Regions from separate parts of the Mus musculus genome. Here all the other regions are linked to region 2. Evidence: chromatin loops called from intact Hi-C (ENCODE). Cell type or tissue: gastrocnemius. All regions are shown on one strand.

What was found. Peaks named below come from ENCODE experiments on the same cell type or tissue, not always from the same donor. Only the 100,000 strongest peaks of a DNase experiment are listed, where the experiment ranks them.
Region 1: a loop joins it to region 2, with 4 times the contacts of the local background. A loop is called at or near these places in 30 of 42 quality-filtered maps.
Region 3: a loop joins it to region 2, with 4 times the contacts of the local background. A loop is called at or near these places in 15 of 42 quality-filtered maps.

The regions. Positions count from the first base shown.
Region 1 is chr8:84,694,949-84,702,948 of GRCm38, forward strand. Trmt1 (tRNA methyltransferase 1) reads left to right here. Exons shown (of 17, transcript NM_001164559.1): 6 at 274-389; 7 at 480-592; 8 at 1,879-2,027; 9 at 2,167-2,253; 10 at 2,321-2,390; 11 at 2,477-2,611; 12 at 2,698-2,783; 13 at 3,237-3,345; 14 at 3,445-3,521; 15 at 4,191-4,310; 16 at 4,393-4,522; 17 at 4,655-4,860. The coding sequence ends at 4,816. Lyl1 (lymphoblastomic leukemia 1) reads left to right here and starts at 6,509. Exons shown (of 4, transcript NM_008535.2): 1 at 6,509-7,039; 2 at 7,692-8,000. The coding sequence starts at 7,716. In gastrocnemius, CTCF peaks have their summits at 2,964 (motif pointing right), 4,973 and 6,893; DNase peaks (open chromatin) are centred at 2,444, 2,979, 4,227, 5,042 and 1 more place; H3K4me3 peaks cover 3,213 bases; H3K27ac peaks cover 4,987 bases.
Region 2 is chr8:84,807,134-84,815,133 of GRCm38, forward strand. No RefSeq gene overlaps it. Among named protein-coding and RNA genes, the nearest start is that of Nfix, 11 kb to the left of the region's middle. In gastrocnemius, CTCF peaks have their summits at 3,899 (motif pointing left) and 6,129 (motif pointing left); DNase peaks (open chromatin) are centred at 2,675, 3,938, 6,113 and 7,542; H3K4me3 peaks cover 1,497 bases; H3K27ac peaks cover 4,507 bases.
Region 3 is chr8:84,734,418-84,742,417 of GRCm38, forward strand. All of the region lies in intron 2 of Nfix (nuclear factor I/X), which reads right to left. Among named protein-coding and RNA genes, the nearest start is that of G430095P16Rik, 15 kb to the left of the region's middle. RefSeq lists an enhancer at 7,444-8,000. In gastrocnemius, a CTCF peak has its summit at 3,303 (motif pointing left); DNase peaks (open chromatin) are centred at 1,340, 3,328 and 7,918; H3K4me3 peaks cover 4,248 bases; H3K27ac peaks cover 7,885 bases.

The DNA.
Region 1 (8,000 bases), 110 kb before region 2:
GACTGTTATTTGTCAGGGTTATAGGTGGGGTGACTGAGTCCTGTGTAAATCAAGAAATCAGTTAACAAGTGGCCAAAGGGGCTGGGGTTTAGCTCAGCATTAAAACACTTGCCTAGCATGCATGAGACCCAGGGTTCCATCCATATGGCTAAACTGTAAAGAAAATATCAAATGCCTAAGCTAGCCTCAAATTCAAGAGCAAAACCACTGTGCCATAGAGGACAGGGCAGGGGCTTTGTTGAAGGGTTGAGAACTTGGACCCCTCACATCTAGGATGCTGATGTACCAACACCAAAAGGCACCTGAGCGATTTGATGTCATTGACCTGGACCCCTATGGCAGCCCCGCCCCCTTCCTGGATGCAGCAGTGCAGGCTGTGAGTGATGGAGGTGAGGCTGGCCCGTAGCATTGAGAACACCCAATCAGGTGTGGGGGCAGAGTTGTTTGGAGGGTCATCACTGTCCATCTCCTCCCCACAGGACTTCTGTGTGTCACCTGCACAGACATGGCAGTCCTGGCGGGGAACAGCGGAGAGACATGCTACAGCAAGTATGGGGCCATGGCCCTCAAGAGCCGAGCCTGCCATGAAATGGTGAGACTACCCCCAAGCCAGCCTTGGAGTTGGGGAATAGGCTCTGAGCATTCCTACCCTGACCCTTCAAGCACACCTTCCTGTCCTGATGATGCTCAGTGTCCTCAGATGGTCAGAACTGGCCCATTCCAAGCTCTGATGTGACTGCCAAACTGACCTTTGACATCCTTGTTCAATAGGCAGTAATATTTTTCCTAGCATTCTATAGTTTAACTTAGTTTTTAAAAGTATTTTTGTTAGGTATGGTAGTGCATGCCAGCACTTAGGAGGCAGAGGCAGGTGGATCTCTTGTGCTACTCGTCTGGGCTAAATACAGTTCCAGGATAGCCAAGGCTACATAATAAAATCCTGTTTCCAAAGGAAAAAAAAAAAAAGCTTTAATATGTATGTATATATATGTGCGCACACACACATACCCCTTTTTTATATTAGGGAGGCATGTGTGCCATGGTGAAGTCAGGACAGCATCCTGGAGTCCTTTCTTCCTTTCTACCATTTGGATCCAGTATCAGTCTTGGTGGCAGGCGTCTTTACCCACTGAGCCATCTTGCTACCCCAAAATGGGGATGGCTTGTATTCCAAGCAGGAATGTGTGACCGCTCACGCACTGAATCACAGACATAGCACTCTGAATAAAACTAGGTTTTCAGATTATACCGGGGAATGGATATTGTGCGTTCAAAATGCTTTACCACTGAGCTATGTCCCCAATACAAGAAGCCCTGGTGTTGAAGGTTTGAGACAGGCTTTCTTGTAGCCCAGGCTGGCCTCAAACTTGCTATGTAGCTCAAGTTCAACTTAAACTCCTGACCTTCCCACCTCTACTTCCCAAATGTCAGGACAAAAAAAAAAAAATACTTAAGGATTGCTTTTCCAGATGTGAGCTCTGCTCAGCCTGTGGCTCTAACAGCACCTCTCTGGGCCATAGTTTTGCATCTCTTGTGGCATCTGCTCTATGCTTGGGAAGGTTACTATGGGAAGGTAAGGCCGGAGGGGAGGGCCAAAGAAAGGTAGATTCTGTCCTTGTTTCTTAAGGTCTCTCGACATCTTTCAAGCCTGGGTGGTGCCTTTTCATGTCAGAGGCACACTCAGCTTGTGGGATAGGATCAAATCACCTATGCAGGCTGTGGTCATTTGGTGCCTGCTACCAGCCACAGGAATAACTGACATGGCTCTGTAGATGGAGAAACTGAGGAACAGAAAATCCTGGCTTGTGGTAGGTTCTAAGCCAAAGATGCATTTGCAAATTTGTTCCTCCTGGCGTTAACGCCCATCCCTGCTACCAGGCCCTGCGGATTGTGCTGCACAGCCTGGACCTGCACGCCAACTGCTACCAGCGCTATATCGTGCCGCTGCTCAGCATCAGTGCTGACTTCTATATCCGGGTCTTTGTACGTGTTTTCACAGGCCAGGCCAAGGTTAAGTCCTCAGCCAGGTAAGCCTACAGGAAGGGAACCTGATGGACTGAGGGAGTGGATAAGAGATTTGTCCTGGGACCTTGGTGTCAGTCTGAAGGAAGAGTTGAGTTGTAGTGACCATATCAGGGACTCATGATCTCTCCTGGGCTCCCACAGCAAACAGGCCCTGGTGTTCCAGTGTGTGGGTTGTGGAGCCTTCTACCTGCAACGCCTTGGCAAAGCATCAGGAGACCCTGGTGGCAGGTAAATAATGTGGGTTGGAATGAGGGATGTCCTAGGTCCCCATCCCTCTAACTGCCTGTCCTTGCAGGATCAAGTTCTCTGCAGCCTGTGGTCCTCCAGTAACTCCCGAGTGTGAGCACTGTGGACAGAGACACCAGGTGGGCCCAGGTCAGAGGCAGTGGGCCAGAATCCCGGGACTCATACATTCATGCCCCTTGCTCATCTGTATCCCTGGTGTCCACAGCTTGGGGGCCCCATGTGGGCAGAGCCCATCCATGACCTGGACTTTGTGGGCCGAGTTCTTGACGCAGTGACCACGAATCCTGGCCGCTTCCACACTTCCATGAGGATCCAAGGCGTCCTCAGTGTTGTTACTGAGGTATGAGCTGGACCTACACAGGAAAGGGGACCCTCCTTGCCCAACTTTGTGCCAGCACTCCATGCTACTCCATCCTTACCTCTCAGGAACTTCCTGATGTCCCTCTCTACTACACACTGGACCAACTGAGCAGCACTATCCACTGCAACACACCCCGCCTTCTGCAGCTTCGGTGAGGGCCCTTGTGGGGCAGTTTGGACCATCAGAATCTGGTGTATGCTTAGGGCAGAGCTGAGAGGTCATGATCCCTCCAGCAGGTGCTTTGTTGTTTAATTTTTTATGTACATGTGTTTGGCCTACCCATGTGTAAGTAAGTACACCATCTGCATGCAGTGCCTGAAGAGGCCAGAAGGTGTCAGCTTCCCTAGAACTGGAGTTAACAGAAGATTGTAAGCTGCGGTGGGGATGCTGGGTTTCAAAACCCAGAGTTCTCTGCAAGAGCAGCGAGTGGTCTTAACCACCGAGTTTTCTCTCCAGCCCCTGGCAGGTAGCTTTGACGTCACAGTGTGACCTGGGTTGCTGTGAACAAAATGGCTATGCCATTCCACAGGACCTGGCTTGTGCCCACCTGGGTGAGCCTGTGCTTTGGGGTCTAGCCTCCTCTTTGTGGTCTCTGTGTACCCAGGTCAGCTCTCCTTCATGCTGGTTTCCGAGTCTCTCTCTCCCATGCTTGTAAGAATGCAGTGAAGACAGATGCTCCCCCTGAGGCCCTCTGGGACATCATGCGTTGCTGGGTGAGAGCAGGTGACCCCTGGTTCAAGGCAGGAGGGCAAGGAAGGGGTGGTGGCCTGGGTGCTCCTTGGGCTTACCATGTCCTTGATCTCTGTCCCCAGGAAAAGGAATGTCCAGTGAAACGGGAGCGGCTGTCTGAAAGCAGTCCAGCATTCCGAATTCTTGCTGTGGAGCCCAGGTATGGACAGCTATGCAGGGAACAGGCTACCCCTCAGGTGCAGCAGGCACATGTGCACAGAGCACGGGCACTGTTGGAGGGGAATCCAGAACCTCTTTTGCACCCTGTCTTCACCCTGTGCCCTTTCCTACTCTTTTGCATCATCTGTTCTTGAGTCACACATACGTGTGAGTATCTGAGTCAGATTACAGAGCACAGAACCCTCCATGGCTGGCTCTTTGGTCTGTAGCTCAGCACAGTCTGTCCCACCTTTGCCCAGGTCCATCTCTCTCACCTCAGAGATGCCTTCTGGACTGGACCACTCTGTTAAGCGTTGTATCCCAACTTGTCTTTTATGTCCTAACACAACACTATTTTATTATTTTTATTCCTTTATAGTGCTGGGGATAGACCCTAAAGCCTTAAGCATTACTGGGCAAGCTCTCTACCTGAGCCACACCCCTAGCCCTAGTCATTTCTGATTTGTCTTCTTGCTTGTCTGTCTCTCATGCTGCCAACTCAGCTCCACTGGAGCAGATCCAGAAACTCACTAGGAAATTCAAGTGGTTACTGAATAAATGAAAGAACTCTGAGCCTGGCAGACCTGTGGTGTTGCCTCAGGGTGGGCAGGTTCTGGGGCTGAGTTCACCCTGCATGGCCACTGCCTCCAGCCTCCACCCATTTGTCCAGGCTGAAGGCCAACTTCAACATCCGGGAAGACGCCAACCCCAGCTCCCGCCAGCGAGGACTTAAGCGCTTCCAGGCCAATCCAGAAGCCAACTGGGGTCCCCGGCCCCGTGCCCGGCCAGGGTGAGTGGTAATGTTGTAGAAGTGAGGGTTTTCCAGGGCTGGGCAAAGACAAAGTGGGGTACCAGCACCCCTCTCTGCACAGGGGCAAGGCAGCAAGTGAAGATCTAGCAGGGAGGCGGAGGCTGCTACAGAATAAGAGGAAGGAGCCAGCTGAGGACCCGGCCCAGCGTGCAGCTCGCCTTAAGACATTTCCTTGCAAACGATTCAAAGAGGTGATCTCTCCTTCCACCTTCCATGCAACTGGACCAAGGTTGGGCCTCTGGCACAGCTGGGGCCAGAGACTGAGGAAAGAAACCCAGCTCTGTGCTCACAGCCTGGGGCTTCACACCCTGTTTTCCCACCAGGGTACCTGTCAACTAGGGGACCAGTGCTGTTATTCACACAGTCCTGCAGCTCCTGTGGCCTCTGGTGATATCCCCATCGAAGAATGTCCAGAGACTACCACCAAGATCTCCCCTGGACCAAAGGCTGCTGCTGGGGGTATTCCTGGGCCAGGTGTAGACTGAGACAATAAAGAGATGTAACCTGCTGGTTGTCATTTTGAATTGGGAAGCCATCTGCATGGGGGACTCTGCCCGTCTGAGGAGTGGTTGTTCCTGCCTTACTGCAACTTTGTCTCTTTGACATGGAAACTGCTCTGGCTGCTCAGGAGAGCAGTTCATCAGGTGGCCACAGGGCGGCATCTGCAAACAGGCTGCCTCCCCTCTTCCAGCTATCCAGGCATTTCCTCCACTTCCCCAGTGCTCGCAAATCCCACTGCAGTCTCAATCCTATTGCCTGGTTTCTTGGGCTCAGCTGTCTGCAGTTGGTGTAGTGGCGGAAGCCAAACCGGAACCAGGCATTCTGTGCATCCGCTCCAGACCAGGTGCTTCCTGTCCTGCTTGCTCCTCAATAGGAGTATGCTCTCAGAACACAGGCGGCTGCTGAGACACCCAATGAAGAGACGTTCTCTCCCCTCCCCCTAGAGTAGAGGATTATTAATGTTAGGGGAGAGTCCTGGGGCAGAATCTCTCCCAGCACATGCACCCATCACCATCAGTCAGAAAGTGAAGCCCACTGTAGCAAGCTGTGCTAGAGGAGTCACTAGGGTGGGTAACTGGGTCTTTGGCTTAAGCACTTTGATGAGTCTGCATGGCCACTGAGCCCCTCTCTGGGTGTGCCCACAATTAACCAGATACAGGGGACAAGCCTCCTGGAGTGCCTGGGATTCAGCTCATCTTGGAAGTCCCCCTCCCCTTTTTGGGAGGAGGCAGAGTCTCTACATAGACCCGACTACTGAAACTCAATATTTAGACCAGGCTAGCCTTGAACTCAAGAGATTCAACTGTTGGGATCAACATGCCTGGCCCTTTTGGAGCTTACAGCTGGGGTCCCAGGATTTTTGTAACTTTTATACGGATTTTTTTTCTTTGACTTTTTCCTGCATGCATGTATGTGCACCATGTGCAAGTCTGGTGCCCTCAGAGTTAAGATGTCACATTTCTTAGAACTGGGGCTAGGGGGGGGCTGGCGAGATGGCTCAGTGGTTAAGAATGCCGGTTGCTCTTCCGAAGGTCCAGAGTTCAAATCCCAGCAACCACATGGTGGCCCACAACCATCTGTAACAAAATCTGATGCCCTCTTCTGGAGTGTCTGAAGACAGTGTACTTACATATAATAAATCTTAAAAAAAAAAAAAAAAGAACTGGGGTTAGTTATGGTTGTGAGCCATAACAAAGTGTGAGCCCTTTACAAAACCAACATGTGCTGTTAGCCACGAAGCCATCTCTCCAGTCTCTAGGTTTCCAGAATTCAGAAGATCACTCCAGAATACCTGGCAGTGAGGGATACCACCTAGTTGTGGTATGGCTGAGTAGCATCTTGGGGAACTTGGGAGCAACTTCTGGGAAACTCAGATATGGCTTTGACACTCATCTCACCCGCCTGGGCTTGGAAATACGTTAGCAGTGCCACAGGTTCGGGACACCTGCACCTCGGTGTCAGGACACGGCAAGGCCACATTACCAGAATTGTCTCCTTCCGGAGCCCTATTCCTGGGTGTGTGTGTGGGGGGGGGGGGTGCAGTCCACAGGGGGATCTGTAAAAAAAGAGGAACTAGGCTGAGGCTCATGGGTCATGGGGCCTCAGAGGACCGGAAAGGGGCCCCTTCCACCCCCATCAGCATAGGGGGTGGGGTTCAAAGCTAGACCAACCTCAGAGGACATCAGAGGCAGCCTTGCCACCTTTCCCCTTTGCACACGTTTGGCGCTGGGCTCCTGAGGGTTGGGGGGTCTTCCAGTGCTGTGGGAGCAGCAAACCCCGAAGGGTGACTAGCCGGGGTGGATCAGGAGGTGCGCGCTCCGTGATCCCTGCCCGCTGGTTTCCTCCGGGGTCAGCATTGCTTCTTATCAGCCGCGGCCAGGCAGCCAGACCCTTATCTGCACAGGCCCAGCATCCTCTGGCCTCTGCGCCAGCGGGTAAGAGGGAGGAAGCCAGGCTGTCGGGGGCGGGGGAAAGGGCGGGTCGGTCCAGGAGCAGCTCACTTTCTCTTGGAGGTACCCACCACGACGCCTCCGAAGCTACTCAGGCCCTCCGGAGCCCGGGAGGTGGCGCAGCCCAGCTCTGAGGCCCAACGGGAGGGATTACCTGGAGCACACCGGCCGAACTGGACAGTGGAAACTGTCTCCTGACCTGGACTGACAAACCTGACCACACAGCCGGGTTCTCCAAGCTGTGGAAACTGCTACAGGGTAAGAAAGACGCTTTAAACATTAAGGAGTGTCTGTGCCTGTATTCGGTGTTTGTTACTTCATTTATTTATTCATTCACTGGAAGTGAGGAGGCACTGAAATGTCCTCAGTTGGGGAAAACAGGGCAGCAATGTGGGAAGTCACACACTGGCAGGATACCCCAGACCTTAGAGCCCAGCAAACGTGGTAAGTAGGGTGCTGATGGGGTTGGGGGCCAGTAAGAGGAACTTTCAGCAAGGGTAGAGGCCCCTGGAATAGCCATGGAGAGGTGGCAGAGGGTGACTCTTGGAGACTTAGGAGGTCTTAGAGTTAGTCCGGAGATTCCTATCTTATTCCCAGCTGCAGGTAGGAGAGATTCTGAAAGATGGGAACTAGTTCAGAGACTGAAGATGCCCATTACAAACAATTCATAGGGTCAACGCTGCCTAGTATCTGATAGACACCCCCTCTTGTGGAGGAGGCTCCCCTCTTGTGGAGGAGGCCCTCCTTTTAGGTCCTAGCAGTTTCTAGGACCACTTTTCTACCTTTGATTATTGAACCCCCAATCCCTTTCTCGCCTAAGGGTGCTCTTACATTGAAAAGCTCAGGTTAAACAGGTGGGAGAAAGATGGTCTTTGGCCTTCCTTCCCCTTAACTTCACTCTCTCCCACAGGTTAGCATTCTATCCGTGGGGTCCATGTGCCCGCCCCAGGCCAGAGCAGAGGTGGGTTCCGCCATGACTGAGAAAACTGAGATGGTATGTGCCTCCAGCCCAGCACCTGCCCCTCCCTCTAAGCCGGCCTCACCTGGGCCCCTTTCTACAGAGGAGGTGGACCACCGAAACACGTGCACTCCCTGGTTGCCTCCCGGCGTGCCAGTGATAAACCTGGGACACACCAGGCCCATAGGGGCAGCCATGCCCACCACAGAGCTCAGTGCCTTTCGGCCCTCCTTGCTGCAGCTAACTGCCTTGGGAAGAGCT
Region 2 (8,000 bases):
AGGAACGGAGTGGAATCCCCAGAGCCACATTAAAAGGAAATAAGAGGAGGAGGGGGAAGGAGAAGAAGAAAAAGGGAAGAGGAAGAGGAGGAGGTAGGATGGTGTGGTGTGCACCTGTAATCCCAGCACCAGGGAGATAAGACCGGCAGATAGATTCCTGAAGCTCACTGGTCAGACCAGCCAGCCTAGCATACTCATCTTTTTTTTTAATATGTATTTATTTTATGTATATGAATATACTGTCACTGTCTTCAGACACACAAGAAGAGGGCATCAGATCCCATTACAGATGGTTGTGGGTCACCATGTGGTTGCTGGGAATTGAACTCAGGACCTCTGGAAGAGCAGACAGTGCTCTTAACCTCTGAGCCATCTCTCCAGCCCCTAGCATGCTTATCAAACTCCAGGCCAGTGAGAAACCCTGACTCAGAAACAAGGGAAGGAGCAGAGAGATGGCTCAATGTTAAGAGCACTTGTTGCTCTTGCAGAGGACCTGGGCTTGTTTCCCTTCGCTCACATGGCAGCTATCTATAATTCCAGTTCCAGAGAATCTGGTGCCCTCTTCTGACCTCTGAAGACACCATGCACACATATGTGAGCAAAATACTCATACGCATAAAATAAATAAATCCTTAAAAAAAGAAAAGGGTCAGAAAGATGGCTCATTGGATAAAGGTGCTTGCTACTACCTTCACATGTGTGCTATGCCAAGCATGGACCCTCTGCACACAATTATACTTCTATATAAGTAGACCTACTTATTTGTAGATATAATTGTTTACAAGAAAGAGCCAGTGAGATGGCTGAGTGGGTAAAGTTGTTTATTTACTTATTTTGGTTCTTTTTTTTTTTTTACATTTATTTGGGTTTTTTTGTTGTTTTGTTTTGTTTTGTTTCCGAGACAGGGTCTCTCTGTGTAGCCCTGGCTGTCCTGGAACTCACTCTGTAGACCAGGCTGGCCTCAAACTCAGAAATCCTCCTGCCTCTTCCTCCCAAGTGCTGGGACTAAAGGCGTGTGCCACCACTGTCCAGCTGGTAAAGGTGTTTAGTAAGGTGTATCCTTGGAACTACATCATGGAGAGAGAGAGTCCACTTCCTCCAAATTGTCTTCTGACTCCGTATACATGCTATGGCGCATGCACCCAGCCACATACACACACTCACACACAATAAATAAATGCAAAAAAAAAAAAAAAACCAAAACCAAGTGGACAGCATCTAAGGAACAAAGTTGAGCTCTGGCCTCTATAAGTAGGGGCACACACAATGCACCCACATGAGCACACACCCACACATACAAAGAAAACCTGCAGAGCATCACTCCTGTTCACATACATAGACACAAACATGCCTGGATCACAGATGGGAATCCACACCCCACCACCACAGCTGCCCAAAATGCAAGAGACACACCCATGCTTGTCTATGGTGTGCCTGGCCAGGGCCTCCTGGAGCCAGTGCTCATGTAGGGTTAGGGAAATGTTTCATTTGCAGCTGGTTGGAGACCCGCCCACCCTGGTAACCTGGTCCCTGATCCTGAATGGAGCCTCTGTGCCACCTCAGGGCAGCCAGCAGCAGCAGTCAATTGGCTCTGAGTGTAAGGCCACTATGTCTGAGCCACACATGCTGGATCTGAGGCCTCTGGGCCCAACTAACTATAGCCAGAATCCGACTTCATCTCTGCTGCTTCTAGAAGCTTCTCCCCCAAACCAGTCAGGAGGGAGGAGACAAAGAAGTAAAGGTCCTATGCCTAGTTGATGTCCCCATCTCAGGAATATCAGTGTGAACCCCTAGTTTGTATGCCCATAAAATGCCTCAGTTCTTTGTGAAGCCTAGAGGCAGGAGCTACACAGTCATGGCCTTTTGGTTTCTGTCTCCAAGTGCAATCCCTGTCACACTTTCAACTCCACATAGCTACAATCACTACCACAGTGTCACCAGCACAACTACACTGCCTGTCATAATGTCAGCCACACTATCACATACAGAAATGCCACCAGACCCACTAACTCCAGTGTCAGCAGCCCCACAACCTCACACATCCTCTTGGTTGCCCTGACAATCGGACCCTACACTGTATCCATGTCACTCTGACACGCTCAGTCTACATGTCCCTGCAGCTGTCCTAGCCATGTGGCTACACAGAGTCGCTAACCCCAGAAGCAGGTCCAATCCCTGCATTCCCAGGGCAGAGCTCACAGCTGTCCTCACATCAAGGTGGCCTGGATGACACAGTACAGCCTTGCTGAGGAGCTGGTGGCCAGTAAGGTACAGGCCACACTGCTCGGTCCTCTTGCAAGTGACAGATACTCCTTTCGTTCACATTGTCCCACCGTACCGCAGTCTGGACACAACTACAATGAAACTGGGTAATGGCACACTGGAGCCACACAGACACCCTGTCATACAACAATCACCCTCCTCAGAGCCCGTCACAACATTTAGACAGCCCCTTAGCCATCCCAACAAGCTGTTGGGACATTTGTTGACATGCTGACACAGCCCTGTGATTGTCCTCAGGATTCCCCAGACCCGAGTCTTGGAGAAAGGGACAGACTGAGGCTGAAATTCCTTTTCCTACTGAAAGCAAGCAGAGTAGGCAGGGACTAATGGAAGCGCAGCTGTTGTCAGTAGGTGCCAGTCCCCCCCCCACACCTCATGAATATTCATCAACTGGGGCTCTCCTGAACCTGTAGGGAGTCCAAGGTCCCAGGCAGCTGGGCACCCCCTTCTGTGCCAGGAGGCCCTCAGGTGAGGGGGGCGGGGGCTACCAGAACGTTGTAGTCCTTGGAAACCACACCCATTTCCATCTAAGTATATATGAATGAGTTTGAGAGCATGGACCCCAGACACACAAACTCCAAGTCAACTCGGATTTAACACACCAAGCGTAGCAATCTTGGCAATGTGAACTTGCAACAGCACCCCAACTACAGAGACCTACCACATACGTAGGCATACCACATGGGTACCCAGTCACATGACCACAGACACACCATTATGTCTCCAACACTCACCATCACAGGCAGAAGTACAAATACAACACACACACACATTTCCAAATTCATAAACATAGTGACTGAAAGTCAACACCTTTTTGTATGTGGCGCTGAGATCGAACCCAAGGCCTTAAGCACACTAAGCTCCATCCCCATTCAACTTTTTTATATTTTATTACATTTATTTATTTCTCCATAGCCATGTCTAGTCATCTGCTGATGGTGACAAGCTTGTGGAGATCAGAGGACAACTTGTGGGAATGGATTCTCATTTATTTATTTATTTATTTATTTATTTATTTATTTATTTATTTGATATTTTCTTTATATACATTTCAAATGCTATCCCGAAAGTTCCCTATACCCTCCCTCCGCCCTGCTCCACTACCCACCCACTCCTGCTTCTTGGCCCTGGCAATCCCCCTGTACTGGGGCATATAAAGTTTGCAATACCAAGGGGCCTCTTTTCCCTGCTACATATGCAGCTAGAGATATAAGCTCTGGGGGTACTGGTTAGTTCATATTGTTGTTCCACCTATAGGGTTGCAGACCCCTTCAGCAATGGATTCTTCTTTGACCATGGACCGACCCCAACAACTTCTTGTAAAACATACAAGTGCCCAAACACTGGGACAAAAATGTGCCCATATATATACAGTCTCACCAACTATCAAATACAGAAGCCCAATATAGAACTATCCTCCGAAGCCCTACACTCTATCCTTCTCTCCCTCCCTCATTCTCCCCAACTCCCTCTTCCTCTCCCACATCTCTGCCACCGCCCCCTCCCCCCGAACTTTATAGATGGGAAAACCAAGGCACTGAGGGCTGAAGGGACTTTCTGAAGATGGCAGCCCCTTCTGACTCCAGGCAGAGACAAAGATCGGGCGCCCCCTTCTGGCCCAGTCCTGTAAGATCGTGCGGGGCCGCGGCGGCGCGCGGGGTGGGCACGCGCCTGATGTAACCATGGCACCCTCTTGGCACGCGCGGCCCGCGCGCGGGGAGGGCGGGGCGGGCGCGTTGCCATGGTGCCGGCCGGCCTCCTGAATGCTGCATTGTTCACCGTGGCGCCCTGGCTGAGCTGTCCCGGACCCACCCGGACCCACCCGGGCTGGCCTAGATGGAGAGAAGGAAAGACAGCAGAGATGGAGTGAAAGGAAAACGGAGAGACAGTGATAAAGGGAGAAATGCAGAGTTAAAGATAGGGAAGGTAGACAGAGATGAACAAGATTTAGGGATGGGACACACGGACAAGAGAAGGTGGAGTAGTTTTATAAGAAAGGGAAAGGGGACAGACCAACTCGGTGACACGTGTAAATAAATCCTGCAAGGGCAGCAGAGGCTCGTGAGTTTGAGGCTAGTGTCAGTTCCATATCAGGACCCTGTCTCTTAAAAAAGCGAGGAAGGGAAGGGTCGGGGGAGGAGTAGCTGAGGTGGCGGCTCAGTTGGCCAAGTGCAAACATGAGGACCTAAGTTTGGCCTGTGCCTTTAATACTGGGTACGTGGAGGCAGGTGAATTCCGGGGGGATGCCGGCCAGCTAGCCTTCCAGTCTAGGTTCAGCAATAGACCCTACCTCCAAAAAAGAAGAAGAGAAAGAGAGAGGAGGAGGACTAGGGGGAGGACTAAGAGGAGGAGGAGGAGCAGAAGAAGAAGAAGGAGGAGGAGGAGGAAAGGAAGGAAGGAAGGAAGGAAGGAAGGAAGGAAGAAAGAAAGAAAGAAAGAAAGAAAGAAAGAAAGAAAGAAAGAAAGAAAGAAAGAAAGAAAGAAAGAAAGAAAGAAAGAAAGGAAGGAAGGAAGGAAAGAAAGAAAGGAAGGAAAGTAGAAAGCTGGATGTGGTGGTGAACACCTTTAGTTCCAACACAGGCAGGAAGAGCTTTGTAAATTCCAGGCCAACAGGGTCAACATAGTGAGTTTCAGGTTAGAGAAGGCTATGAAGCTACACCTAGTCTGAAAAGGGAGGAAACAGAAAACAGTTGAGAAAGACAACCTCTGGCCTACACAGAGAAGGGGGCAAGTGGGAGAGGCAGACATGGAAAAAGCAATGTTTAGAATCTGAGAGGAAGGAATGGGGAGATGAGAGGGACTTCCGGGAGGAAGGGTAGAAGGAGAAAACCAAGTAGGCAGAAACAGTGAGGGATATGAAAGAGAATAGGTTTGAACAGGAAAGCACCAAGACTCGGGGGCGAGGGGTCACTGTGCTCCTTGATGTGCCTGGCAATAGGATGAGGTAGGGGTGGGACCACAAGTTAGATGAAGCCAGGTTCAGAGAGAGACTGGTGGGTCTACTCATGGGTTGACAGATGTAGAGCCAGATGTATCCAGACACAGGGAATGTCCCGAGAAAGGCTGAGAGATTCAATGCTGATTCCTGCTCCAAGTCTCTAGTCACCACTGCCCTGTCGCCTATTCACTGACTCAACTTGATACTCTCAGAATGTCCCCCTTGTCCTGCTAAGAAGATATCATTCATGCAGAGGCACAGCCTTTCCATATACTGCTCCTGACACTCCTGCATGCCTTCCTCCAGGGACACACGTTATAGCCCTTATGGTCCTTATGGGCATAGCGATGCAATCATAGACACAGCATGACATAGCACAGGGACTCCTACGCCCTGTCAGAGTAATGTCTCACAGACACAGTCCTGGAGAACACACTGGACCTCGTGGACCTCATCAGAATCATCCAATGATAGTTAAAATCATACCTTGTAGCTAAGGCACAGTGGTGTACATCTTTAAGCCCAGGACTCTGAAGGCAGGTAGGTGTCTGTGAGTTCCAAGATAGCCAGGGCTACCTAGATACTGTCTCAAAAACCAACAAAACAACAACCAAACCTTTAGAGGTTACAGGGACTGCTGTCACAAGGGGCCCTCCATAGCCTTTTCAAATGTTTAACATCTTACACTGTGTGTCTGAGAGTCCCTTTTGTAGGCCTATGGAGGCAGCGGGCCCACTATTCAGAGTTGAATTGTGAGAGCTGAGAGACATCAGTCCTCAGGTGAGAAGCATAAGAAAGTTACTCTCAGTCCCCCTCAAAAAGTTGGGTGATACCAGTACTTTTAGCCCCACAGCTAGATCAGTCTAGGTGAAATCTAGATCAAGGGCGGCCCCTGGTGGTCAAATGGCGCCTCTACACCTATCCTTAGGGGTTGTGGTTGAAGGCTTAATTATAGAAACCCCAGGCAGAGAGACGGGTCCTGGATGAGCACAGAGATAAGAGCCCAGAAGTAAGAACCCAGACCCAGAACTCAGCTTTTGTAATCCATGTCCTCGAACTCATAATTACAGTATAGGTTCTGGGGGTCAGGGTCAGAATGTTCAGTACAGCAGCTGCTTAGATTTCTCACTGAGATTCTGAAGACAGAGCTAGGCAACAGAGCTTTTATCTAGTATGTGCAGGTTCCGTCTCCAGCCTCAGGAAGAAGAAAAGACTCTAGACTCCAAAAATCCTGGGATGTAGAAGATTAGATCCAAGAATGCAGGACACAGATTCTAAAACCCAGTTTCAAATTCCAGAATTAGGGTATCCAAAAGGTCTAGATTCCATTGTTCAAAATTGGAATCCTGACGTGAGAATACAGCTCCAGAACAGAGAAACCCAAAACAGGCCTGCAATATCCGGGAGTCCTGGGTCTTTGTTAGAACTCTCTGGATCAGAGCTGGGCTCGTAAGAGCAGGCACAGACTGAAGGGGAAGGAGAGAATCTGGGGTGAATATCTACAGCCTCTGCCAGCTGCTGCTTCTACACACACACACACACACACACACACACACACACACACACACACACACACACTGAAGTGATCTTTCACACAGATTGTAGATTCATACCTCCACCACACATACAGTCTACAACTGTAAGAGATTCAGCACTGATGCCGTCTGACGCACACCCACAGTCACGCACACTACAAGAACTCACACCTTATCACACACTGTCATCCAAAGACAAGTGAAGAGTGCAGAGAAGCTGGGTGGCTACACAGCCCCTGGGAGCCAGGGATGGGGCTCACTGTGCACCACACCTCTCTTAGCATACCCATAGACATGCTTGCCTGGGTACCCATACAATATCATTGCCATTTCTCTCCATCCACCCCACCAAACCTTCAGACACACAGCCACCACTCAGAAACAAACCCTGAGATTTCCAATCCTGTGCCCAGTCACACTAGGAAGAAAAGCAAAGGAGGCTGGGATGAGTATGTGTATACTCATATTGTGTGAGAACACACAAACGCATGCGCACACACGCGCGCGCGCGCACACACACAAACACACACACACACACACACACAGTGCAGAGAAGCTCCCTGCCTTGGCAGCTACACAGCCCCTGGGAACCAGACCCCAGGGATGGGGCTCACCGTGCACCCCCTTATCCACCCCAGCCCTCCCCTGCCTGGCCGGCTGGCGAGCTTTAATACAGATGCCAAACTCATAATTGTAACTGAGGGTGACAGGGTCACCTTGAGCCCCAGATGCTCGCACGATGACAGATGGCGTTGGCAAACCTGATTAGCGGCCCCCGGTGCCAGAGCCTGTGGCACCTGCCTCCCCGCCCCTCCCCCACTCCCCCAGCACTCATTACCCACCCATTACTGGGCCTGGGGGGCAGCAGCAGGGGCCGACTGGCACTGCCTGGGAGGGCGCAGTGACTCTGCCTCCCCCCTGGCACCAAGGTTCCCAGCTGGCTCTCCAGGCTGGCAGGAGGTGGGCACAGCTGAGGTGGAGGGATGCAGGCATCTTGTGCCCGCCAGAAAAGGGGTGCTTGGGTTGAGCTGCCAGCTCAGACACTGCATGAGCTTTACCACCAAGCTCTAGGGACAGGCAGGAGGGCGCTCTCCCCGGCCCCCCAGGGCTCCATGACCCTCTCTCTAGGACAGTCTTGGGAGCTGGCAGCCAAGCAGGTTCCCACCCCTCTGTTCAGGCCTGTAAGGTCAGGGGTCGAAGCTCCCACGCTGTGCTGTCCCATCTGTTTCCTTGTGGGGGGCCCT
Region 3 (8,000 bases), 73 kb before region 2:
GGTTTGCTAGGTAGCAATACTGATCCCAGCGGGGTATCTCAGAGGTGCTTTGCCACCAAGGCAATGTTCCCATCAGAGGTGGAGGGTAGGAGGTAGTACAGAGGCCGAAAGAGAGGGGATGACTCAGAGAGTCGAGAAGAGGCAGAAGGCACCTGGTCCAGGCTCACCTTCTCTTCCCCTTGAGTCTAAACCTGCCCAGAAAGGAACCACTGGTCTAGACTGCTGGAGAACTATGTGGGTCCTCTACCAATCTGGAGACCCTGGCTTTATCCTAGCACAAAGGAGACAAAGAGAAACATCTAGGCAAAGGCAGGCAGCAATGGCATGAACACCTCAAGTAAGGTCCATGTTCCAGAGCCTCCTGGTCCAAGTGGCCTTGGCAGAGTTCACGTTGGTTGCTTGGCTGTAGGTAACAGTCAAAACCTGCCTGCTGTAGGTAACACCTGCCTGCTGAGTTCCTGGATCAGGAATGGATCAGAAACATGGACCACAGCTCCTGGCCTAAAGCCTGGCTCTGTGCAGCAGCTTCCCACACTCTCCTGATTCTTATATCCAATCGCCATTTCTCTTCATCTGCTGCTTCAGCTCACCAGTGACCCAAAGGCCCCAGGAGTGAGCAGTGGGGCCTGGCTCACTAACAGCAGCAGAGGGGTTTCTCAGCCACTAAAGGGCAGACCCAGATGCACCTGTAATATAGGTATGTCCTCCTACAGCAGTCTTTAGTTAGTAAACGGTCTGAGGCTGCTCACCACATGAGGAGGGATGGGGAAAAGACCCCAGGAGACAGGCAAAGCCAAAAGAGAAGTGGGGAGCACAGAGCTTGCCCTTGGATTCTGAGATTTCAGCTCCAATAACCTGCCCTGCACTGCCCTGCTCATTCCTGGAGTTGAGAGAGCTGAAGATACCAAAAGCAGAGACCCGTGCCCTAGGATGGCAGGCACCACCTCCTGCTGCCCATAGTCCTGCCTTCTTTACAGACAAATCCACTCCTGGCAATGTTGGCTGGTGCCATAATTTGCCAGCAGTTGTGTCTAGCATTTCCAAGGGCCTGAATCCAGGGATCATATGACAATGGGGTCCAGACAAGTACCCCCTAACCTAAGAACCTGCCCCTCCTCAAGGTGCTGGGTAGAAACTGACAGCGGGCAATGCCTTCAATACACCACAAGCCAGAGAAAGCCAGTGTTGGGGTGGGGGTGGGGGTGGGGAATGTGTGTCCTGTGAAGCTGAGCCCCACCCCACTCCCTCTATTTCCAGCATTGCCCTTTCTGGACCTTTGAGTTGCCCAGGCCAGGCCAGGCCAGGCTAGGCTGGGCTAGCCAGATACCCACCCCCATCCCCAGCTGCTCCTGAGGCTATTAATAGTGTTTCCCCTTCCCAGGGCTGGGCAGCACCCCCCCCACCTCTACCCCAGCCAAATACATTTGCCCTTGGTCTAATTACTCTCGGAGGGAAGTAGTCAGTCCCTAATGCCAGACCTGAATGAGAGGGGCAACAGAGGCTCTGAAGGTCACATAGGTGACTGCCTGGAACCGCAGGAGCTTCAAGGAAGACATAAAGTCTAGTCCAGGAGGAAAAGTGCAGTGGAGAAGAGCTAGGGAAAGAATTAGGGTCAGGCCAAGCAGTGTGGGGAAGGAGGCCTGTGCGGAAGCCAGAGGAGGCAGGGGGAGAGGAGGCAGAGAAGGAGGCAACCCGGGCAGAACGCTGCTTCAGGGAGAAATGATGCTGAAGGCGGCGTGACCTGCTTCTCAGTCCTCGTCTGTGTAAAGAAGGGCACGCAGCAGAGGGTGAGCTGGGACCCACAGGCCCGGAGCCTCCATGCCCACCCACAAGATTTCAGTGGAGGAGGAGGAGGAAGAGGAGGAGGAAGGAGAAGATCTGAGGAGAAAGAGAAGTGAGTCCTTTCAGTTCAGTGCAGAGAAGGTTCCCTAAGTTACAGCTTCTTCACCATAGGACATGGAGCCTGCGGGACAGAGATGGGGGGACAGGGCATGAGCCCCTGCACCTCTGCTACCCTAGGCGTCTCTAATCCTGTTCCCCCTGTGGCCTACTCCTGTAAAGAATGCTGGGGCTCAGTGGGGAACCTAGCAGAGCCCACCCACCTTACCTGGCCATACAGGGCAAGCTGCGTTGGAGTACCCGCCTCAGCCCCTCCAGAGCAGTGCCCTGGCTGTGGGCAGACCAACACTGGTTGGTAAAAGGAAGGCAGACACAAACACATCCCATAATCAGATGTTTCAGCAGGACTTGGTTCCCACCTACAGGCCTAGCAGCCCTGTCTTCAAACCTTCCCCGCTGGGTAACTTCCAGCTGGGTCAGCACTGGCAGACTGGCGGCCTGGGTCTCAAGGGAACCCTCCATCAGCTCCAGGAGGACAAGGCCTCTTGACTTTGCTTACTGCTTCATCTCCACCACCTCTCTAAGACTCTAAAGAGCCCTTTCTAGATCTTTCTTGCAACTGTGGCTTCTACTCTGGCTCCCCCTCCTACCCCCCAGGGGACAGAGCATCTCCTAGCTAGCACCTTCCTGTTTCCACCTTTAATCCTGTAATCCTGAGCTGAGCCTCCTATCAAAGGACTCGATGGACAGAGGAGCCCAGGGCTCCTAGAAAAGAGCAGGGCAAGAAAGTACTCTGCTCATGGCCTGCTCCTCTTCCACCCGGGAGGCCCAAAGCCTGCTAGAGCCATTTACACAAGACACGAAGGACCTGGAATCTTGACTCCAAATGTGTTTCGTGTTGTTGGCTTTTTTTTTTAAGTTTTAATAAAAGATTGTCTGTTATTATTATCTTTTTTTTTTAGACAATGTAGCCCTGGCTGTCCTGAAACTCATCCTGTAGACCAGGCTAGCCCTGAACTCAGGGATCTGCCTGCCTCTGCCTCCAGATTGTCGGGATAAAAGGCGTACACTAACCATGCCTGACTAACTCCAATTTTCTAATCAGAGCCCGAAGAGCCTCAACAAGTCTCATGTGGCACTGGGGGCTGGGAAGGACTTTGGGCCTAGACTAAGAAGGCTGAGCCTTCTTGTTATTTAGACCCCCTAGTCAGTCTCTCTGGCCTCCTAATACAGTACAGCTTAGACCTATACAGAAGATGAGATGTTAATGGAGACTTGACTTTCACTACGGACGATTTCATAGAAAGTACCACGTACATATAAGGGAAACTCGGGCTATTTACGGAATACAAACACCAATCCACCTATACATCAGGCTAGCAGGTGCCAAAGATCCTTGAGGACCCTGCGGGGGCTCAAGGAGCTTCACGTTGCGCTCCCCAACAAGGTAGCTAGGTGGCGCAGCGAGTTAACACTAGCTGCCCTCTGCCGGTCACAGTAGGGCGAGCCCGTGGGGTGCTGGCCTAGAAGTTCCGCAGACAGGGTTCCCTCTGAACACGTGCTGAGCCCAGCAGGAAGGGCAAGAACCCAGCATGACCACCAGACCTCGCATCTGTATCAGGAACGGAGCTGCCTCAGACAGCGGCTCCCATGACTGCACAAGCACATTCTCGGATGTGGTCAGGGCAGAGCTCGCCATACACCTTGAATAGGAACAGCTTGCAGTGGGGAACGGGGTGGAAGGAGGCCTCCAAAAGGGAGGCAAGGAGAAGCAGAAGGTGAGGCTGCCAGGTGTTTGGTCCGCAGGGGTCCATCCGGGCCCCAGTAAGCTGCTTCCCATTTGAGAGTTTTCTGTTGTTGACCCCAAGAGTGCCCCCAAGGTGCGCTGGACACCCTCGGTGCTAACTTGTCTTTACACTTGGTAACTCTTGGAAAGAAAAAAATCTTTCTACCACCCACATGGCAGGAGTGAAAAGATGGGGACTGAAAGCCAGAATAGGAGCGTCAGACAGGGAGAAAAATGGAGAAGTCAAGAAGAGAAAAAACAAACAAAAACAAAAACAAAACCTCGGCACAGGAAAGCGCCGCTTGTGCTTGTGAGGGCGGCAGAAACAGGCAGGCACACCCTCCCGGGCTGCAAGCGGGAGAAAGGCCCCTTTGTTCCGCCCAGAGGTTAGCCGAGGTGAGGCCAGCCCTGCAGCCCCCCTGACCCTGGGCAGTACAGATTACTTCGAAGGGTCTGGCTGGACCTGGCTGCCTCCCTCATCCATTGGTCAGTCCCCAGCCCCAGCACACAGGAGTCAAGGGAGGAAACCCCCACCCACTGGGCTTCAGAAGGGCTGGGATCCCTTCCATGGCTCCCTGGGTGCCTTCACTGCCCGCTGTTAGGAGTTTGCTTGGGGTTTCCTCTGAATGGATTCGGGGCAGTGCAGTGGCAGGACCCAGACTGTGCTGTGCTGTGGTGTGCTTGGAAATGGCGCTGGGGAGGCTGGCCTGATTGTCCTCTAGTCTCACTCCTGATGAGCCCTCCCAGGGACCAAAATTAGGCTCTGGTGAGGACTTCTCAGAGTGAGCCTTGACTCTGGGCTGAGATCAGATACCTGAGACCCTTCAGCAGAGGCTGAAGTGGGAATGCATGCCAGATGAGACAGAACTCTAAGGGACTGTCAGCTTACCACATTCTGCCCCACCTGGTTACCGTGAGGAAGGGCTTCGGGCCCCAGCCCTCCAAGCCTCCACAGGCATGCTCTGCACCTATTCGTAGGGCTACTGGCCTGGAATATCAAGAGCAAATCATTCCTATCTCTTAGGTAGTGGTCAGAGGTTTAAATTTGGCAAAGACCGAAAGACTGCTTCACCCTCTCCCGCTCCCTCCTTCAGACAGCATTTCTATGTGTAGCCCTGGCTGTCTTGGAACTTGCTCTGTACAACTCACAGAGATCCGCCTACCTCTGCCTCCTGAGTGCTGGGATTAAAGGCCTGTGCCACTGCCACCTGGCCTGTTCCACTTTCTACTCAGCAGTACTTGCAGCTCCTATGCAAATATAGGATGGGAACCAGGCGGAGAGACTGGCCCGTTAGTTCTCCCCGACAGTGCCCCAGCCTCAGTCTGGAAGCACCTTCTCAGGAGGCCCTGGTCCTCAACTTACACCAGCTGAGCATCAAGGAGTAACATGGGGAGAAAGCAAGCAACTGAGAGGGCTATTCCTGTGTATGATCTTTGGCAAGGGAAGTGGAGGGCTGGAGGGAAAAGGAGGAAGGGACAGCTTGCTCAGGGGGCCTGAGTGGCTGCCTCCTGCCTCGTGTAAGAAAGTGCAGCTCAGATACACAATGTCCTGCCAAACCCAGCCCCTTAATTCAATTAAGTGCAGGACCAACTTCCCAGATTGTTCTGTGTGCCAGTGCCTGTGAATGTCCTGATGTGTGTGAATCCTGAGATCTGTGTGTGTGTGTGTGTGTGTGTGTGTGTGTGTGTGTGTGTGTGTGTGTGTGTGTGTCCTGAACCCAGAGGGGCAAAGGGAATGAAGAAAGAACTGAAATCTTGAAAAGACACATTTCTTCTTAACCCTCATACTGTGGACCCGGAGACCAGGACACTGTCTGGGATGCAGTGCAGGGACTGTCCATGTTCTGTGGGTCAGACAGCATCCCAGGCCTCTGCTCATTTGGTGCTAAGCCTCCTGTTAGCCCCAACCAAAATGTCTGTACAATTACAAAGGTTCACAGGGGCCAGGACTGGCTCACTTAGAGCAGTAGTTGAATCCTGCAGCTTCAGGCATGCACTAATAGGGCCTCCTCTCTCACATTTGCCCCTTTGACTGCACACTCTTGGCCAGCTCCTTTTCTGAGCTACAACCCCACCTGGTCACTTGGTCCCCAAAGGCTTGAGAGTGTTCTATAAAGGACAAGGTCCTTGGCGTGTAACATGCGCTCCTATGCCTTTGTGACTTTCTCTCAGCAGGTGACCTGACTCTGAGGTCATGCCTGAGCAAGATCCAGACTGACTGAAACCTGCATTCTCCATCACTGTGACAGGCTCTACAGGAGAAGTGGAGACAGACCTTGAAAAGATGGTCTGCCAAGGCCCCAGAGGCCAGCAGAAGTGCCCCACAACCTTTTACACTCACCATCCCTATTTAAAGGAGTTCCCCAGTGTGTGTGTGTGTGTGTGTGTGTGTGTGTGTGTGTGTGTGTGTGTGTTACATGAAGCTCTCTTGACCTGGAGGAGAGGGCATGTGTCCAGCAGCCCCTCTCTTACAGCCCCCAAGAAGCCTGACTTTCTCCTTAGCCCTCCGGGAGCCCTGAGCAGCCCCTTCTGGGAGCAGAGCCAAAAAGATGGAAGCTTATAAGCTGCTAAAAGGGAAATGTGGGAGGTGGGTAGAGAAGGCCCTGGCCTCCAGGTAGTATGGACTAGGCCCTTAGGTCATGAGACTCCGCCCTTTTCTCAGGGAACAACATCTGGCTGGGAGGAAAAGCCTCTGCTTCACCCTAGCTGACACAACCTGGCCTGACTGATATCTAGCAGGGAGCAGTCTACAGGAGCAGACTAGAGCCCCCACCGCATCCTGAAACAGTGGTGTCTCAATACATATATTCTGACCCACATCCTGTGGGATACTCCTGAAAGTTTTTGGTTCATCTTCCCTCCTGAGCCTGAGTGGAAAGGGATCTAGGCGGGAAGGGCTTTATCAGGGAAAAGCCAAGGCTGGGGATGTCAGCTTGGTGGGAGCGAAAGCCTAAAGTCAGTCTCCGTTTTGCTCTAGGGCTCCACACACAGCTAATGGGAGGCTGGCAGCGGCAAATTGTTGTTTACTTTTAATTAAGTAAACAATGTCGGCTTTCCGCCTCCTCCCCTGCCATCCCAGCCAGTAATTTAGGGATGACAATGGGGTTGCTTCCTTCCTCCTGCCTTCTTCCTTGAGCACTCCTGCTAGCTCCCTTCTCCTCCACAGTTTTTGGAACTTGTGGCTACAGGGAGGGCTCCACCCAGAGGGACAGGACAACCTGAACCACCTTTGGCCCAACAGGTTCCACTTAGGGCTACCCAGGCCCAGGGCTGTGATTCTCCATCTCTGCTTCTCCAGAGCGACCAGGGCAGTCTTCCCCTGACAGCATGGAGTATGTAGCTGGTTCTCCTCCTCCTCTCCAGCCACACCTCTAAAAGCCATCAAGCAGGATAGCCAAACATTGGGGTGGGAGGCTGCATCAGCAGATGACAAAGCCTGAAGGCAGGAAGAGATTCCCACCTGTAGGCCCCAGAGTCCACAAGTCTCCCTCATCACCGGTAAGGGACCTTCTGGTCCAATCAGGAAGAGCCAGTGTTCCAAGCCAGCAGTCTATGTGCGGTACCAACTCTCCTCGGAAACTGAGCTGCCACGAGCTGCTTTTGTGGCCTTGGTTTCTGACATCACTATCTTGACATCTTTAACTTGAACAAGAGGCCCAGCGTTTTCATTTTGCTTTGAGTCCCACAAATTCTGCAGCTAGTTCTGTTCAGAGACCAGAACTGCGTGAGGGAAGGAAGAGAAAAGCAAGCAAGCTAAATCAGCCTTTCACCCACTGGGTTGTCCTGCCTAGGGCTAGGGTACTGAGCTCTGGAAGTGCAGAAGGGTCCTGCTTTGAGCTCCCAAGGAGGCTGAGTTCCAAATGAGGCAGCCTGGAAGACAGGATGCCACACAGGCAGATTTGTACCTGGGCTGATGGAGAACCAAGGCTCCTTAGAGAGCCTTTCTCTGTAAGCCAAACGCCACTTGGCAGGTGGCCTTGCTCTGAGCCCTCTGCACACAGTGGGTCTATAACTGCAGCAGACCTGTGTGGCAGCGGGGAGGAGCTCTCAGAACTCCTCTACCTCCTGAGATGAGGATGGTTGGGTCCAGAATCTAGCCCTGCCCAAGCAACTGGGGACTAAGGTGCCTCCGTTTAGGTGCATGGGGCAAGGGTAGGCAGAATGAGCTGTACACAGGCTGCTCCAAACCCTTGCCAAAGGGCGGGGTCTTCTTTAGCTCAAGCTGGCTGGGGCTGGATGCAATTTCAGCCGCAGAGCAGGGCTCGCTGGCTGGAAGCAATTTTCTCATTAGGACCCCAGGCCTGCTCGCTTGGTCTGTTCCCAGCCCTTACTCCCCTTCTGCGAAACCGCACCCCACAGGCCTCCCGATAGACCA